3 separate regions of the Mus musculus genome follow, and regions 1 and 3 are each linked to region 2. Evidence: chromatin loops called from intact Hi-C (ENCODE). Cell type or tissue: left cerebral cortex. All regions are shown on one strand. Links, peaks and the distances in the headings refer to the core of each region. The heading gives the core; the rest is flanking DNA.

The links. Hi-C counts contacts between places; a loop is a spot of excess contacts. Peaks named below come from ENCODE experiments on the same cell type or tissue, not always from the same donor. Only the 100,000 strongest peaks of a DNase experiment are listed, where the experiment ranks them.
Region 1: a loop joins it to region 2, with 2.3 times the contacts of the local background. A loop is called at or near these places in 6 of 42 quality-filtered maps.
Region 3: a loop joins it to region 2, with 5 times the contacts of the local background. A loop is called at or near these places in 22 of 42 quality-filtered maps.

The regions. Positions count from the first base shown.
Region 1 is chr3:29,368,877-29,372,587 of GRCm38, forward strand. The region is part of intron 5 of Egfem1 (EGF-like and EMI domain containing 1); the gene reads left to right. Among named protein-coding and RNA genes, the nearest start is that of Mir551b, 46 kb to the right of the region's middle. In left cerebral cortex, for the core only: a CTCF peak has its summit at 1,839 (motif pointing right); a DNase peak (open chromatin) is centred at 1,826.
Region 2 is chr3:29,709,301-29,713,011 of GRCm38, forward strand. No RefSeq gene overlaps it. Among named protein-coding and RNA genes, the nearest start is that of Gm42197, 15 kb to the left of the region's middle. In left cerebral cortex, for the core only: no CTCF peak of the experiment used is centred there; a DNase peak (open chromatin) is centred at 1,604.
Region 3 is chr3:29,030,141-29,033,851 of GRCm38, forward strand. No RefSeq gene overlaps it. Among named protein-coding and RNA genes, the nearest start is that of Gm33154, 14 kb to the right of the region's middle. In left cerebral cortex, for the core only: a CTCF peak has its summit at 1,865 (motif pointing right); a DNase peak (open chromatin) is centred at 1,867.

The sequences.
Region 1 (3,711 bases), core at 727-3,226, 340 kb before region 2:
AGATTTCACTGTGATCATCTTTTACCTGCTGAGCCATCTTGCTATCTTTATAAAACATAAAACTAAATAAATGTATGTATTTATTTGTGTATTGTGTGAATAGATTGTATGCGGCAGTCAAAGGGATCATATAAATTAGTTCTCTGTACCAAATGGATTGGGGGTCAAGTTCAGGTTGTCAGGCTTCATGGCAAGAAGCTATACATCCTGAGTTATCTTATTGCTACCTTACAAACCTTGACCTCACATACTTAACTAGGCTAGCTGAACACTAAACTCCCACGATTCTCCTGCCTCCACTCATACCCCGGCACCAGAAATACAGATGAATACTACCACATCTGGCCCTTTATGTGGGTGCTACTTATCAGGACAGAGGTCTTACAGCTTTTTCAGCAAGCATGTTACTATCTCAGTCATGTCTCCAGCCTGCAGAAATGTTTTATTCTAAAAAGGCAAAATAAAGCAAAAGGTTTCCTGGTCAGGTACAGAACTCGAAACCTAGAAAATTCTTCTCCAAAGTGTGTGTATATTATATTATCAAGCACTTACTACTGAGGAGATTGCCAAGCCTTAGGTATCAAATCTTTACACGTGATGGTAAGTTTTGTTCCCTACAGAACTAAATGATGTTGTGTGTTGATGAATCTTTCAGTAGAGCATAGATGGGTTTCCGTAATTCTAGTCTTGCCTGGAACTTTGGTAAGAAGCCATAGAGTCAGAGTAACAAAAGTGAGATTTAAGGCCATGTTTTAGAAGGCTTTCATTTTTAAAATGTTTTATTACTGAAGTTTATTTTTTAAGGTTTAAAAGTGTCAGACTTAGTCAGTCACCGGATCCATTCCTATAATTCCAGCCTTGAGATGCTGAGGAGGCAACTTCAAGATCATTCTTTACCCAAAATTCCTTGACAGTAAACCTGTAGTTATGGAAGGTTGTGAATTTTGGTTGAAATAGTTTAGCTTCCAGATATGCAGTCTCCAGTAACTGTTTACCTTTTCTGAGCCTCAACTTTCTAGTATTAAATAAAGTTGTACTTACCTTGCAAGTTGTCCTAAAGTTTCTTACTATTTCTGAAATATACATTATGCTTATTTGATGTCATCCTGGCCATTGTGCTTAGTGTTGTTACCAGTTGAAGTGAACAGTGGACATTGTTCTTGTGTGAATTCAGAAAAGATCTCTTTAAATCTACTAAACAACTCCTTTCTAATGAAGAAGTCAGACTGAAGAAACACGATGAATTAATGAATCATATTGAATTAAAATGAGTGAATGAGTTAATTGAATTCATATGAGTTAATTCAATAGGAATTAATATTGCTTTGAAGGGGTTTTTCTGATGGAACCTTTGCTTAATAGAGCTTTGCATATTTTGCCCTGATGGAACCATGCTGTGAAATTTGCCAATGCTAAGTCTGGTTAAGTTGCCCTAGCTTAAGGTGAGCAAAATCATAATCCTTCAGACTTCAGTTTGTCACATCCACACATCACCGATCACTGCTGGCATTAACCCCCCCCCCTCTTTTATAAATGATGGTCCTTTGGTATTTGTGCCTGATGTTGCAAACTGCAGTTGCTATTACTGCCAATACTTCTTTCTTACCTTGCCTAGTATTAAGTTTTCTGGGATACTATTATTCTTTGTTAATGCAATCCACAGTACAGTCTTCGTTGGAAATTTAATTTGTCTTAAGCTAAGTAAGCAACGTGAATGGATACAAAGAAGGACACGGGTATGAAAAAAAATCATGATGTTCTCATTGGCAACAAGAGAAAGGAACAAGAGAAAGGAAGAAAACCCAGGGAGGCGGGACTAACTTAGAGGTGGTAGATGTAGGTCCTTCCACAAGGTGGCACTCACTTGCCCTCTTTTTTATAATAGTCACAAATGAACATGTCACCCTACAAGTACACAAAACCAATATGTATAAAATGTACTTGGCTTCAAAGACTTTAAAATATTATGTCATACTTCATTCTTTTTTTTGATTTTAATCTTTTTTATTACGTATTTTCCTCAATTACATTTCCAATGCTATCCCAAAAGTCCCCCACACCCTCCCCCCCCCCACTCCCCCACACACCCATTCCCATTTTTTGGCCCTGGCGTTCCCCTGTACTGGGACATATAAAGTTTGCCTGACCAATGGGCCTCTCTTTCCAGTGATGGCCGACTAGGCCATCTTTTGATACATATGCAGCTAGAGTCAAGAGCTCTGGGGTACTGGTTAGTTCATAATGTTGTTCCACCGATAGGGTTGCAGACCCCTTCAGCTCCTTGGGTATTTTCTCTAGCTCCTCCATTGGGGGCCCTGTGGTACATCCAATATGCCTAATACCAGTGAGTTTCATTTTACATTCTTTTTTGTGTATTTAAGTTTATGGTTAGATATAAGAATGGAGTTACTTTTCCCTCTCTTAAGTATGGCAAAAGCGACACTAACCTTCTGAAAATGTCTCCTTAGCCTCGAATGCATGATGACCTATTAAAACATGACCAAAGAGTAAATGAAAAGAAAAACAAAATGAGACACAGCTTTATTCTTTATTGCTATTATTTTTTATCTTAAATAGATACATGTTTGGTTTTTAAAATAATCTCCAGGATATTTCCATCTGCATGAGTCACCAGCATGTCCAGCTCCAAGCATCGTTGGCTGAGCATCCTTGGGCTCCTTGCCTTTGCTGGTCATGTGGAAAACACTATGGGATCCTTGATGCCTGAAGTTAACTTCAATCGGAATTTCCAAAAAGAAACACTGTTTAATTTTAAAAAGTGGGGAAAATGATTGTCGCAACAAATAATTTTATTCTCAAATTAAAACTAATATTCATTATTGAGTAAAACATAAGAGAAAAATACCAGGTCATCATGTTCATTGAAACAAGGCCTTAAGTGGCAAGTAGGGAACAGATAGAATTTAATTACAATTCTTTTATCTAAGTACTGCCTAGAGTGACCCTGCATAGCCCCCCAGATCAGAGGACAAGGGGCACATTCAAGGTGGCATGGCTGTAGAGAAATGTAATTATAGCTCTGAATTTCCATCATTAGCATGGAGTCATATTTTATTTGCTAGTCATCAATTATATTTTCCTGAAGCTTGGAAGGCATAGAGTATGTATGGGAAAGATGACAATTTATTTGATTTGTGACTGCTGTGATAATGATCACTGTTGAGAAGCCCGGCTTGTAACATAAAATCCAATGTCTCAATTTAGGGTGGAAAACTGTAATCAGATTTCATGTATAGTTCATATGAGATGGATTGCTGGAGGTTACAGACATCCTGCACACAGTTTCCTTGGCTATTATTTTGCAGTTTTGCACCGTTTTTTACATAATTATCCCTGCATTAGGAGCTAATATTGCCAAATATTTACCATCTTGTTACACTTTGAAAGGAAATTAAAACATATATTCAGGGGGATTCTTAGAAGAAGAAAAGTGTTATTACGGGGAAAGAACCTGAACATATGAAAGTGTTCATAGGAAAACAAGACTGACACAGAATAATAGATATTGATATAAATCCTTGATAAGGGCTCGGCACCAAACTTTGTGCTCTGCTTTATTAGTTCATTTACACTAGCACGTTTCTTTTTTTTTTTTCTTTATTAGGTATTTTCCTCGTTTACATTTCCAATGTTATCCCAAAAGTCCCCCATACCAACCCCCCAATCCCCTACCCACCCACTCCCCCTTTT
Region 2 (3,711 bases), core at 579-3,078:
CATATTACTAAATGTTTTCATATCTAGTGTCTTGGTTAAAGTTGGAAGTTTTTCTAAGAAAAATATCCATTTCAATGTTATAGTCTGACTGAAGAGTGAAGAAGTGAATTCTAGTTACATTTAGCAAACCAAGTTATTATTTTCATCAAATTTGAATTATTAAGTAATGTACATTCTTCCATTTCATTATGAAAATTTATATACATTTTTCTCTTCTATTCTAGAGATTTAAAAATCAGAAATAAGATCAATCTTTCTAATAACACAAAAAAGTTGTGTATGCCATGACAGATTGGTTCAGGAGTGCAATCCTTACCTGCTGTATAGGGGAGTATTCCCACATACTTAATATTCAAAGACATTATCTACTTGACAAGATAGTAAAATATCCCACTCATCTGTTCATGGATAATTTTTCAAATTTTAACAATTTTATTAGTCCCTGGCAAGGCCTTTAAAACTTTGAGAAGAATACTAATAAGTCATTAATGGTAAATTACATGTTAGCTTTGAGGTCAAGGAGTTTGAGTGGATTTTAGTCATTCGGATTAACATGCCTTGCTGTTGAAAGGAGCCCACAGTGCAAGTCCCTCTGCCTCCCTTGCTAATCCTAAACTCTCATTCATGAAGACTCAAACATAAAAACATAAATTCAATTGTCTTTTGGAAGTAAAGGAGCCAGTCTGAGCGATGTATGTACAGGAAAGGGGTTATTGATTAACAGTGTGTGTCCTCAGGGAAAGGCAGATGAACTTTTTAACCTGGCCAACTTAATGTGATACCTGAGGACCAACCAGAAGTGGCACCAGCTTTGAAATCTGCACTATGTAAAACCTGTGTGTTGTTCTCATTGTGTCTGACCATAAAATTAATTTAAGCAAAGGGGCTGAAATTAATAAGGTTTTTTAAAAATGCTAATAGTGCGTGAAGAGATAGCAGCCAGTAAAATGCAAGCATAAGGACTGAGTTTGAACTCCACCATTTACATAAAATTCCAAGCATAGCATCATAGGAAGGTGGAGCCTGAAGGAACCATGGGACTTGTCAGCTGTCAGTTGAACCTACTTGGCTAGTTTAGGTTGCAGTGAGAGACCCTGTCTCCAGAGCTAAGGTGGAGAGTGACTGAGGAAAATGCCCAATACCACTTCCGGTCTTTGTGGACAAATTCACATATGTAATAGATATATGGGCATTTTGAAAGTTTCAAGGTCTTTAAGTTTTAAAAAGAATCGAGTTCAGAAACTTATGCCACCCGATTTAGCATGGTTACAATCATTTTCACTCCTATAATATAGAAAATTACAGTTTCCTAGTCTTTCAAAGGAACTGTTATTGTTGTTGTTGTTGTGGTGGTGGTGGTGGTGGTGGTGGTGGTCTTGGTGGTTGTAAATACCTGTAAATCAACCCTCAAATTTATTGATTTTCTCTCTTCTTTAACAAAAAGTTGCTTTGGGGAAAATTATAGCTCCTGGGAATTCTAGAACTTGTGTTAGGAGTCTGCCCATCAGCATTGCCTGTTCCCTATGGTCTTGGAGCCCAGGCAGCACATGAATTGGTTTCCAAGGAAAGCGTTCCATAATCTCTATGCAAAGTAGTGTTTTTACATAGCTGAATCTCAGATCCAAATGTAAAGCTGCCTGTTGCCTCAAGTGTGAAATTCATTCTCATTTAAATTGTATGTTTCTTTGCAACTAAGAATGCTGGTATTTGAGGCCTGGGCTGCAGAGAAGTGTGTGTGTGTGTGTGTGTGTGTGTGTGTGTGTGTGTGTGTGTGTGTGTGTAGGTGAAGAGACCTAATCACTGTGAGTCCTTTCCACTTCACTGACAAACCAGTGAAGAGTTCACAAGGAAGCATCTTGATGGAAGCCGTCAATACATAGGCCACAAGGGAATGCGTTTGTTTTGATGTCTTTATGATATTTTACGTCTTCCAATTTTTCAGATATTTCAAATATGAGCATACATGTTTTCAGAGAGCCTATGTTTCACATTAAGTGGTTTCTCTGATCATTTAAATTCAAATATGAGAGATTAGATGCCAGGACACTTTCAAATCCTTTTGTTGGTGGAGGGTCTGCTCAGATATTCAAGATCAATATTTAAGAAGAAAGAGTATTAGAGGGTTGGTCTTGGTTCATTTCCCTCATGGGATCCGTGGTCACAGTTGATACCTGCCTGATGATTTCAAGAGCCTTGTCATGTTTTTGAATGCATTTTATTCTGAACTTTTAAGGCTGGTCTCATTTCAAAGCATCCATTGAGGATGAAAAACTTGGTTGGGTTTGCCTATTCATGAAATCTACTTTTCATCCAGAACCCACACCACGTCACTGCTAATCTTCTCACTACTTTTGGCTACTGGTACTTTGAAGTACTTTTTCAAGTACTGATGGTCAATAGCAAGAAACATGTATGTCCACAGTTAGAAACAGACTTCTCATTTAGTGCTAAAGCAGATATGTGCATTTCTAAAGCCATTCTTTATAGTAGTTGTATTAGGCACAAAGAACTATATCTGATATGACATAGAAAAAAAGTGGTAGTAATGACAGTAACCTAGAATCAAGAAAAGGATTATAAATTGTAGACTTTTCATAGGTAGCTTATTCTATAATGTTGAACAAGATTGTATAGCTGTTAATGTGACTCATAGCCACCAATTATAATTTCATGAAGCAATTACTATGTTATTTCTCAATAGGCCTTAGACTGGGCAGCTGTGCTTATCTAGGCTTAGATTAGCTTCTTATATCTGTGGTCGCCTGGCAGGTCATCTATAGTTGGCAAGGACAAAGTAGGCCCCTAAAGCCCAGCGTCAGAACTGGCACATTCCCACTTCTGCTGTCCTCTAGCAGCCAGTACAGGGTGACAGCCATCCCAGATTCCATGAAGAAGAACATAAGCTGTAGTACTGCAAGAGAGGAGCTAAAATGCACTCTATAGAAGGAGATACGAACTGGGTAAAGGATGTAGGCCAGTTTTGTAACCAGTCTATGCCTATAGCCTTCCCAAATCATTGTAGATCATATTGGATCCCTCCAGACCCTCAATTCAAATATGCTAGATGATGCAATCTCCTATGGTAAGCTGCGTAAGTCAAAATAATATGGGAGATTACAAATACTGTCTCTGTGATCTAACTGGACAACTGCATATTACTATTTTTCACTAGTTATGACATTAATATATTCAGATCATTGAATTTAGTTACCATATATAAGAGATTTTTAAAATAGCATGTTCATATATGTATATGCACATGTGTGTATTATGTTTCACCATTTGTTTCTATCAGCAAGCTGATAACTTTGTCACTTTTGGGCACTATGATGTACCACCTGGTTGTTGTTGCTGATTAAAGATAGGTACTCAGAGAAGAACATGGGACCTTTTTCATTGGTACTAACTGGCTGTTCTATACAGGAGAAATCTAGATGAGAATGTCAAGAAACATGTTTATGCATCCTTCCTTGTGGTGGTTCTGATAGAAAATCTGAGGGCTCAGCCATAGGGGGTTACAAAATGTGGCCCATAATTTAGCACCTGGAGTGGCTGAGTTGTTAACTCTCCATCAGCTGCAGAGCTGTCATTTCCATTAAGCCTTTAATGAACACCAACAAGCCTTCCTGTGCAGAACAGAAAGGTACCACATCCTCTGCCCAGCAAGCTGTTGCGTGATTGCAGAGATGCCGGTGTGCGTGAAGAGCTGAG
Region 3 (3,711 bases), core at 727-3,226, 680 kb before region 2:
CCCTAGGACTTGTGATCCACTGTTTCAATTTTCTGACAGCCAAGGAGAGGAACATAAGTATTTCTTCAAGGTGTCTTCATTCCTGCCAGGAAAGTTACAACACCATAGCTTAAAAAAATAGGGGATACTTTTAACCTGTAGCCTTTGGTACCACTTTGTGAAGCATAGATTGTTGTGGAACCTGACCAGTGAGATCATGTATAAATACATGCAGAACATCTAGCACTTGATAGCTAACCGAGGGTGGTGTTTATTCTCCTGGCAACCCTTTCCACAGGCCACATAAATTCTGTGAAAGGTTCTAAACTTCCAAAAAGCAGGTGATACCTGAAAAAAAAATGGGACCAGTTTTTGTACCTGTGACCTTACGCTCAGATCTGGAAGCACGTAATCATATGGAAAATGTAAAAGGAGAAGGAAAATTTTTTGTATGTTTTACTCATGGGCCAGACCAGCAGCAAAGGCCTGAGTTAAAGAAAACTTATAGAGGAGTGACCTACAATGAGCGGTGAGGTCAATGAATCCATTCATTCATTTTCGTGTTAGAGTTTTCCTGTTCCCAGGCCCTCCTTGTCTCCATTTGCTCTTCCATGGGTCAGGTATAAATGAGTTCAATTCCTTTGAAAATTCAGCCAAGGAGCATAAACCCTTCTTTTATTGACAGGTCGATAGAATTGTTACCCAGAGGAAACAGCAGGTTTCTGAGTTTCCCTGGGTAACTCTCGAGAAGGCTTTGCCACTTGGTGTGGATTGCATCTGTGTGGATGGCACAGCTGGGATAAAGTGACAGCTTTTTAATGACTCCCTTTTAATAATGTTTGCAAGCCCCGAGAACTAATGATTTAGCTATCAATCAAGAGTGCTCTCCTCACTTGTGTAGTTTGCATTTCCCAGATGGCCACAGCTAGCTTGCTTATTAGTGCCTCGGAGTGTGATACAATCTAAACTGATAGAACGAACCGAGTCTCTGTGTTCAAGCATGGGCGTTGAGCATGGGGATTCCTAGGTGAACTTTCTTGGAATCTGGGAAGTAGCCTGACTGAGCAAATCTTTATGACTGGCCTAGTCAGTGCAAGACAAGATGCTGAACATAAATAGTGGCAGAAAGGCAGCCACGCACTCAGAATAAAACTTCAGTTGTATAAGAAGGGTCTCAGCCTTAAATAAATGTATGAATATGCAACACTTAGTGGACTCAGTAGGTTATGTGTTTGTGTATATATGTGTACGTATATGTATACATACACACATATATAGGATATATAGATGCATATGTGTAACAATAATGATTTTTAAAAGGAGAGATAAAGATTTTGGAATGGAGTGGGAGTACCAGAGGAATTAGAGAGGAGAGAGGGGGGTTCAAATGATATTATACTACTCATGTATGAAATTATCCTGATTAAGAAAGTCACAAGATGGACTGAAGAGATGGCTCAGAAGTTAAGAGCACTCACTGCTCTTCCAGAGGTCCTAAGTTCAATTCCCAGCAGTCACATGGTGACTCACAACCATTACAATGGGATCCAATGCCCTCTTCTGGTGTGTCTGAAGACAGCTACAGTGTACTCCTATACACAAATAAGTCTTTAAAAAAAAACAAAAACAAAAAACCAAAAAAAAAAAAACCCAAAAAACAAAACAAAAAAACAAGTCACATGATGAATCGTATTTTGAGAATTTTTTCTCTCGCATTGATAGTTTTCCCTGTCATCTAGGACTGGAAAGGATTGTGGACCTCTCCAAATATGCCCCCATCAACCTTCTCTGGCTCCTGGCTCCCAATCATAAGCCAACATTTGCCAATTGAACCATGGAGAGCCAGCCATGGCCGATCAAGTGAAAGGAGGATAGGCCACAAGGGGTCACTGGTGAGCTCGACAGCATTTGGCCTGTAAGGGTGGTGGCTGACACACCTGCCTGGACTTTTTCTGCATTCTCATCCTGTGAGCCCAGGAAGCTCAAATTTCCAATTTTTAAGAGGGACTGAAATCCACCTTTTTATATAAACTACCTCTCATCCCAGTCTGTGGAACAGGTGCCATTCTCCTGAGTAAAAGGGGTTTTCCAAGTCTTAGGAAGAAAAGTTCGTGGGTCCCAGAGCTTCACTCCTGGGTCCCTGCAGGCAGGAGAGGATAGAATGGGCCTTCTAGAGAGCTAGGAAGGAGCTGTTTTATCCCCTAGCCTTTGCAGGGGTGCTACTAGGAAAGTCCGTGAATCTATGAATCTATAAAGGATTCATGCACTTTTTTCTTCTTTGCACAAGGTTAGATATTGATCTAACTTTATTTTTCTTTATGAGGACGTCAAGGTTTCCTGCATATTTGTCTAAGAACTGTCTTTTCTCTAATGTGTATTTTTGGTACTTTTACTGAGAATCAAATGGCTGTGCTTATATGAGTTAATTTCTGGGTCTCTTATTATACTTCATTAACTCTGTGGTGTTTATTGGTTTATTTTAGTTATTTGAGACAGTCTTAGGTCACCCAGGCTGGCCTTGAATTCCATGTGTGGCTGAGGTTGGCTTTGAACTCCTGATCCCCTCGTTGCTGCCTCACGGGTGCTAGAATTACAGTAGTGAAGAGCCATTCACTTTGCTGTAAGCCCAGAAATCTTGAGGATGCTTTAGGAGAATAAGAGAAAATGTTTAAGGACTTTCCAGAAAGAATACCAGCAGCCCAGAAAATTAAAGCAAGATTGTCACTCGAGGAAATGGGGACATGGCTGAGCTCAGCTACACACCTGTGAGTAAGTCCCTGAGTATGGTTCCTGGGGATACACAGAGTCACACACTCTGGTAATCCAAGTGTTCCTATGCTGTCGTGAAAGATGGGGACAGGAATATCTCAGCAGTTCGCAAGCCAGCTAGCCTGACCAACACAGAGGCCAGCAACGGGAGACCTCCCCTCAAGCAAAGACAGTCAGGTACCGACACGGAGGCAGCCCTCTGACTTCCACAGACATTCTGCTGCACATTCATACCTGAGACCATTGCAGGGGATAGAAGTCAAAACTACACTGAAATCCCCCCTCATCTCAGTCAAGAGAGCAGAGAGAGCTAGTGAGGATACACAGCGAAAGGTCTGTTCAGGCACTGTGGGGAGAGTGGAAAGAGTCCAGCTGCTACATCCATCAGAATGGAGATTCTTTCTTTAGAAATAGAAAACAAAACCACCCCGAAGTCAAGCTGTGCCACTTTGGATATATGTATGAAGGGATCAAGGCCAGCAAGAGCAAGGATTCCTGAACATACCTGCTTACTGCAGCACTGTTTATAACAGCAAAGTTACTCATCTACACTGGGAAGAGATGTACAAGTAAGGGGGAAGAGTGTCAAGCATACACCATTCAGGAGAGGAGTGAGAACATGAAGTGACCCACAAGTAAATGGGTGGGGTGGGCATCATGTTAGGTGGAATAAACCAGACTCTGAAAGACATCTTGTGTAAGGAATCAGCTTGTGTGTTTGTGTGTGTGTGATAAAGTGGGAATGGTGAGCTATAATCAGAAGATTTCTGTAGTTTTTCTCTCATCTGGGCATTTATTTAATTTATCTACCTATTTATTTTTGAAAGCAATCAGGGGTTTTTGGCAAACACTCCTCCACTGAGCTATGTCCCTGACCTTTGGTCTTTCTGAGACAGTCCTGTTGCATAGGCAAGGCTGGCCTCAGACTCATTATCCTCCTACCTATACCCTGCTAGTTTAATA